2 separate regions of the Homo sapiens genome follow, and region 1 is linked to region 2. The links are chromatin contacts, found by Hi-C or POLR2A ChIA-PET in ENCODE. All regions are on one chromosome and are shown on one strand. The core of a region is the stretch at or near the end of the contact, and the rest is flanking DNA. Distances in the headings are between cores, read along the strand shown. Region 1 holds the start of ZBTB8OS (zinc finger and BTB domain containing 8 opposite strand). Region 2 holds the start of TAF12-DT (TAF12 divergent transcript).

Evidence for each region. Hi-C counts contacts between places; a loop is a spot of excess contacts on that map. ChIA-PET counts read pairs that join two places held with the same protein, here RNA polymerase II (POLR2A). Pooled maps may share reads with other maps.
Region 1: a map of naive thymus-derived CD4-positive, alpha-beta T cell shows a loop between it and region 2 (29-fold over the local background). The contact joins the promoter of ZBTB8OS here to the promoter of TAF12-DT in region 2. A Hi-C loop is called at or near these places in 1 of 168 maps with a recorded cell type or tissue (naive thymus-derived CD4-positive, alpha-beta T cell) and 7 of 50 pooled maps. POLR2A ChIA-PET finds 5 or more read pairs at or near these places in 3 of 52 experiments (CD4-positive, alpha-beta T cell, H1 and activated CD4-positive, alpha-beta T cell).

Annotation. Positions count from the first base shown.
Region 1 is chr1:32,648,140-32,651,799 of GRCh38, forward strand. ZBTB8OS (zinc finger and BTB domain containing 8 opposite strand) reads right to left here and starts at 2,411. Exons shown (of 7, transcript NM_178547.5): 1 at 2,294-2,411. The coding sequence starts at 2,390. RBBP4 (RB binding protein 4, chromatin remodeling factor) reads left to right here and starts at 3,069. Exons shown (of 12, transcript NM_005610.3): 1 at 3,069-3,183. The coding sequence starts at 3,168. RefSeq lists enhancers at 1,008-1,147, 2,281-2,868, 2,869-3,457, 3,618-3,660 and a silencer at 2,748-3,317.
Region 2 is chr1:28,641,229-28,644,542 of GRCh38, forward strand. TAF12-DT (TAF12 divergent transcript) reads left to right here and starts at 2,028. Exons shown (of 2, transcript NR_146730.1): 1 at 2,028-2,535. TAF12 (TATA-box binding protein associated factor 12) reads right to left here and starts at 1,839. Exons shown (of 6, transcript NM_005644.4): 1 at 1,764-1,839.

The DNA.
Region 1 (3,660 bases), core at 1,161-3,660, 4.0 Mb after region 2:
CTTCACTTACAATAAGAAAAATACAGTAAGTATACTTTACAAATTAGAAAAGATAAAAAAGTATGGTAACAATTAGTAGAAGTGGGAGGAAAGAGGCACATTCACACAATACTAGTGAAAGTATAAATTGGTACAACTCCTATAGAGAGCAATTTGGCAATAACTGTCCAAGTTAAAATATCCTTTTAAAAAATGTAGGAGTCTTAGCAATGGAAACAAAAAAAACTTGGAGAACTTGATTCTACAGATTCACTTGCACATGTACAAAACAGTGGATGTACAAGTGTATTCACTGCTGCACTGTTTCTAATACCACAAGAGTAGAAATAGCCTAAACGTCCATCAACTGAAAATTGGTTAAAGCAAATGCTAGAACATCTAGGTATGTACATGTAAGAAAAAGGTAACGATGACTGCTCTACAGAGGGGGACTAGGTAGTTGAGGATGGGGGCTGCCAGAGTTACTTTTCACTGCCTATGTTACACTTTCTGAATTTCAAATCAATATATATGACCTATTAAAAATAATTTTTTTTTGAGATGGAGTCTGGCTCTGTCGCCCAGGCTGGAGTGCAGTGGTGCAATCTCGGCTCACTGCAACCTCCGCCTCCCAGGTTCAAGCGATTCTCCTGCCTCAGCCGCCCAAGCAGCTGGGATTACAGGCACCCACCACCATGCCTAGCTAATTTTTGTATTTTTAGTAGAGATGGGGTTTCACCATGTTGGCCAGGCCAGGCTGATCTCAAGCTCCTGACCTCAGGTGATCCACCCGCCTCAACCTCCCAAAGTGCTGGGATTACAGGCGTGAGCCACAGCACCAGGCCTTTTTTTTTTTTTTTTTTTTTTTGAGACAGTCTCACTCTGTTGCCCAGGCTGGAGTGCAGTGGTGTGATCTCGGCTCACTGCAGCCTCCACCCTCCTGGGTTCAAGCAATTCTCCTGCCTCAGCCTCCCGAGTAGCTGGGATTACAGGCGCCCACCATCATGCGCAGCTAATTTTTGTATTTTTAGTAGAGACGGGGTTTCACCATGTTGGCCAGGCTGGTCTGGAACTCCTGACCTCAGGTGATCCACCCACGTCAGTCTCGCAAAGTGCTGGGATTATAAGTGTGAGCCACCGCAAACGGCCTATAATATTTTAAAATTGTTTTTAAGTGAGAGAAGGGGATATGCTAGGAGGTATGCCAGCTCCAGAAAGCACATTGCCTAGAATACTATGGTAAATAAGTAGATTTTACAGAGAGGACAATGAGAAATTAATGAAAGATTTTAAGCAGATAAATAAAAGTCAGATTTGTGCTCCCCAAACCACAGCTACCTTTAGGGATGACAGCTTAACGTTTAATATAGAATTTAAGAGACAAAGATAGGTTATGTGATTTGCCTAAAGTCACTAAGCGAATAAATGGCAAAACCAGCTGGGCACTGCAGCGCGGGCTATGATCGCTCCATTGCACTCCAGCCTGGACGACAGAGCGAGACCCCATCTCTAAAAACACACACACACACACACACACACACACACACACATTTTTTTTTTTTTTTGAGACAGAGTTTCGCTCGTTGCCCAGGCTGGAGTGCAATGGGGCGATCTCGGCTCACCGCAACCTCCGCCTCCCGGGTTCAAGCGATTCTCCTGCCTCAGTCTCCCGAGTAGCTGGGATTACAGACATGCTCCACCACGCCCAGCTAATTTTGTATTTTTAGTAGAGACGGGGTTTTTCCATGTTGGTCAGGCTGATCTCGAACTTCCGACCTCAGGTGATCCGCCCGCCTCGGCCTCCCAAAGTGCTGGGATCACAGGCCTCAGCCACCGAGCCCGGCCTAAAATAATCATTTTTAAAAATCACAATCATAAATGGCAAAACCAGGTTTTTTGCTAATATGATCGAGGTGAAACATCAAGTTAGAAATCCCCTAATTAGCTTTCCGAGTCCTCTAACCTCGCACACTCTAATCTCACCGTTGGGAAATACATGGGGGTAACAACCCTGCAAACGCCTGAAAATATGGTTATCTTTAGAATTTACGAAGATAAATGTGATTAGGCACATGTGGAAGAAGTTCAAGAGACTGTAAATGAGGGAGGCCAGGTTTCGCGACTATTAAACCAGGTGGCTTTTTCCTTCAGCATCCCCAGGAGAAGTACGAACGCGACTACAACAGCCGGCACAAATGGGATCATGCCTGAAGTACCCATGGGGCACAGTAGAAAGAGCAGCAGGAAGCCGCGGGTAAGGAGAGGGGATGCCTGTGTGCTTACATGTAAAGAGAGAAGTAAGCCACCTACTCACACTCGTACTTCCTATTGACTGGCGGATACTTGGCCTTGATCGCCTTCTGTTCTTCAGTCAAATTGTAATCTCTAACATCTTCCTCTTCCTGCGCCATGACTGCAGGATTAGACACTCTACTTCCGCCCTTCATCCACCGGACTTCGGCCCGGAGTTACTACTTCCGCTCTAGACTCCGCCCCTTGGCGCACACCCTTAAAGGACCACACTCCTTTCTCGGAGTTGGCTGTTGACCTACTTTAGTCCCTACCCTGCCGCTTGGATCGCATATTTAAAAAGCCAAAACCCCATCTTCTGCGATTCCTTCATTACTAGTTCTTTCCAAAGACTAAGGAAAAACGTTGAAGGGCACCTTGAATGAAACCCGTCTGGGTCTGACTGGCGAGGTTCTTTCCCCCGCTTCACCCCCAAAATTGATAACTAGACCCGAAGGCATTCTAGATTTTTCATCTCAGTACTCTGAAAGGGTCGTAAGCTTAATAGCCTTCAAGAAAATGGCTGCCCTCTTGCCGCGGGAGTGTGCGGACCAAACCTCTCTCACGTGACCCTGACCGGGCGCAGTCCCGTCAACGCCGGCGCGCGCAATCGCTGGAAGTCGGCTCGGGGAGGCGTGGGGGGAGGGGCGGAGCGCGCGCCTCGGTCCCCGCGGAAAGCTACTCCGCGCGTCTGGATTGGTCGCGAACGCGGCTTCCCCGCCCATCCCGCCATTAGGAGCGCTCCCATTGGCTGATGTTGGCGCGAAGGTGCGCGAGTCAGCCCTCGCGCTGGGGGCGCAGGAAACAATAGAGGCCGCGCGCACAGAGCGAGCTCTTGCAGCCTCCCCGCCCCTCCCGCAACGCTCGACCCCAGGATTCCCCCGGCTCGCCTGCCCGCCATGGCCGACAAGGAAGGTGAGGGTGCCGGGGCCGACCCAGGAGGGCAGTGGGTGCCTGGGCTGAGCCGCGGCCTCGACATGGCCTAACAGTGAGGGCAGGCCCGAGTTTGCCGAGTGCAGTCCCCGGTACTGAAGGCGTGAAGAGGGAACTCCCCGCGGGGCGTGCTAACGGCTCGCCAGTTCCCTGGGACCGATTTCGGTCGCAGCTGGCGAAGCCAGCGGTGGGGCCCCCGGCCAGTGTTTGTTTCTCTTCCTGCCTCCGATATCGGTTTCTCGGCCTCTGTCCCGAGCGTGGGGACACCGCTTCCTACCCACAAGGCTCGGAGCTCGGGCCTCCTCGTCGGGCTTGTGAGTTTCGGCGCGCACGAGCGTGCTCCGAAGGCCTGGCTGGCCCCTTGGCCTGGAACGGGTAACGGAGTGTTTGGCGGGGATGGCCCGAGGAGTTTCGGCGCCGCGAAAGTGGAGAGTGTGGATGCCTCTGCCGTGGGGATTT
Region 2 (3,314 bases), core at 778-3,277:
CCCAGCACTTCGGGAGGCTGAGGCGGGCGGATCACTTGAGATCAGGAGTTCGAAACACAGCCTGGCCAACATGGCAAAAACCTGTCTCTACTAAAAATACAAAAAGTAGCCGGGCATTGTGGCACACACCTGTAATTCCAGCTACTTGAGAGGCTGAGGCAGGAGAATCGTTTGAACTGGGGAAGCAGAGATTGCAGTGAGCCGAGATCGTGCCACTGCACTCCAGCCTGGGTGACTCTGTCTCAAAAAAACAAAACAAAACAAAACAAAAACAAAAACTGCAAGGGGGGTGAGGTGACTCATGCCTGTAATCCCAGCACTTTGGGAGGCCAAGGTGGGAGGATCACTTGAGCTTAGGAGTTTGAGACCAGCCTGGGCAATATAGTGAGACCCTGTTTCTACAAAAAATTTAAAAATTAGCAGGGCGTGGTGGCACACGCCCGTAGTTCCAGCTACTCAGGAGGTATAGGTGGGAAGACTGCTTGAGCCTAGGAGGTTGGAGGTGCACGGGGCCAAGACTGAGCCGCTGCACTTCAGACTGGGCGACAGAGAGAGAACCTGTCTCAAAAAAAAAAAAAAAAAAAAAATTCCCTCCTGAGTTTGAAGATAAAGCAAAGATTCTAGAAGCATTTAAGGAACATTAACCAAGCATCTCATTTGCTACGCACAGAAGGGTACTGTATTAAAATTATGATCTAACTAACCATTGCCTCACTGTAATCCTAAGCCTCTTTGAACCTTAGCCTTCTTAAATGTAAAATAGGAGTTTTTAAAAGATGATCTTTTGGGACTCTTCCATCACTGACATTCTTTTATTTGAGATGCAGAGATCTGTGCTCATTCAGGGTTGAGTGGAATGGGATTTAAAGCACTTATCAAGTACATAACTGAGTTCCAACTGTTTTCAACTTCACATCTGATTCCCAAGAATGAAGCAGAAAATGAAGATGTTTGCATATGGGCTTCCTAGATTGAGTATCTGACACAAGAAAAGCTTGCCAAGAGCCAAGTAGGCAGTGCGAAGGAGAAGTTGTCTTCCCCTGAATACGTCCTTTATCTCTCTGGGTTCAGGGAATACTGTGAAAAAATGGATCACTAAATCTTTTCCAAACCCTTTCCCTTTACTTTGTAGGCTGATCTCATATCCATGGTCCCTTAGATCCAAGGCTTTTAGGAGCTTGGGTACTCACAGCCCTGTTCCGAGACTCAGGAACTCGGAGTCTCAAAGCCCGGATCCCGTCCCCAAAGAAGCCCCAGTCTTCACTGCCCGCTTCTGTTCCCTTCCAAACTCAAGTTTTCTCTGTCTGCTTCTGCCCCTCAGGAACCTAAGTCTTCGCTGCCCCGTTTCTGAATCCTTAGGAGCCCGGGTCTTCACTGTCCCGCTTCTGCCTCTTAGGAGCCCAAGTCCTCACCGCTCCACTTTTACCTCTCCGGAGCCTGTGTCTTCACGCCCCGTTCCTTTCTGACCCTTTCCTCGTAGGAGTGCGGGTCCTCATAATCCTGCTCCTCTCAGACCACTTTCCCTCAGATGCCGGAGAACTCGCATCCGTCCCCGTTCCCTAAGTCCCGTCTTAGAGCCCGGGTCCCCACAGCCGCGTCTTCTCCGAGCCTGATCCTCTCAGTCAGTCCCTTCCCAAGAGCCTGAATCCTCACAGCCCCGTCTCGTCCACAACCTGGTCCTTCGAACACTGACCCACTGTAGGTCTGGGTCCTGACTCCCTCCTCCCGCTCTTGTTCCTCAACTGCCAGGGCCCAAGACTCACAGGCAGCAGCGTCTATCTCCCCATGATATGCAGAGACTGCCCCAGTGAAGCGTTCGTCTCAGCAGCCGGTCCGACTGCGCGGCCCTCCCCGACTACTTCCGGCACCGCTCCCCGCCTCCAACCCGGAAACGCGCGGCTCTTCCGGCCGGCGGGCGCGCGCCTCGCTTGCGCAGGCGCAGACTGCCCTCCGACACGTGGTGGCGATATTGAGCTGTGTGTAGGTACACCCTGCAGCTTGCGCTTTTAACTGCTTGTGGTTGAGTGGCAGCATGAGCGAGCTCTGCGTATTCCAACCCGGCGTTAAGAATCCTTCACTAGCTTTTCTTCCCGACGCTGCTTATTTATCTATCGGTAGCATGACGGGTAATTGACGCCCTCGGATGGCTTTGAGGTCGCCATTTTTGGTTGGTGCCTTTGTCTTGGTGTCAGGACTGGGATATCATCTGGGACACATTACCCCACAGGTATCCTGTTGGACCTCAACGAGGAAGTTGGCAACAGAGGAACCAGGAGATGAGAGAGATCGGTTGGTTGTGCCTGTGAACTGGCAATTCAGTAGTAACAATTGAGTGCTTACTGTTTGCCGGGAATTGTGCTAATCCGCTTACCTCCGTTACGCCATTTAATCATTTAGAGGAGACCTGTGAGAGATTAAGCAAAGTTCTAGCTAATAAGTGCAGAGCCTCAGCTTGAACTCAGAACTCACTACTAAGCCAAAGCCTGTCCTGTAGCATTCTCTAATGCTTTCAGTTTTTCGGCTGTCAGATGCTTGGTGAGAACTGCTGTTATGTGGCTCACGCCTGTAATCCCAGCACTTTGGGAGGCCGAGGAGGGTGGATCACGAGGTCAAGAGTTCAAGACCAGTCTGGCCAAGATGGTGAAACCCCGTCTCTACTAAAAATACAAAAAATTAGCCGGGCGTGGTGGCATGCGCCTGTAATCGCAGCTACTCCGGAGGCTGACGCAGAGAACTGCTTAAACCTGGAGGGGCGGAGGTTGCAGTGAGCCGAGATCGCGCCACTGCACTCCAGCCTGGGCGACAGAGCGAGACTCTGTCTCAAAAAAAAAAAAAAGAGAACAGCTGTTATTTTTTACTGTATGCTGGAATGTTAGGCATGCAAGTAAGACCCAATTCCAGCATCTGTAAGGTTCACAGTAAGATGGAGAAGAACCCACAAACACACCAAAAATTGTATAAAGAGCTGTGACAGGCCAGAGTGAGCCACATAGAAATTAGGAAGAGGTGCCCAGATTGGTGCGGCATCCTGCCCTGTCTTTATATCTTCCTAATCCTCATCCTACCACGTTCCCAGTCCACCCTCTACACTGCCACCCAATCCAAATTCTCAGATTCAAGTCCTCATGAACATTGGGCTCTAAGCTGTATTCCTAGCCTTATTTCCTTGCCACTGCTCTCCATTCTTTTTAGGGTCCGGCATACCACTTTTTGTTGTTGAATGCCTATACATCTTTTTTAAGACCCAGGTTGAATGTATATACGTTCATTTGACAAGTGTTTGAGTCTCATTGTGTGACAAGCCTTTTGCTATG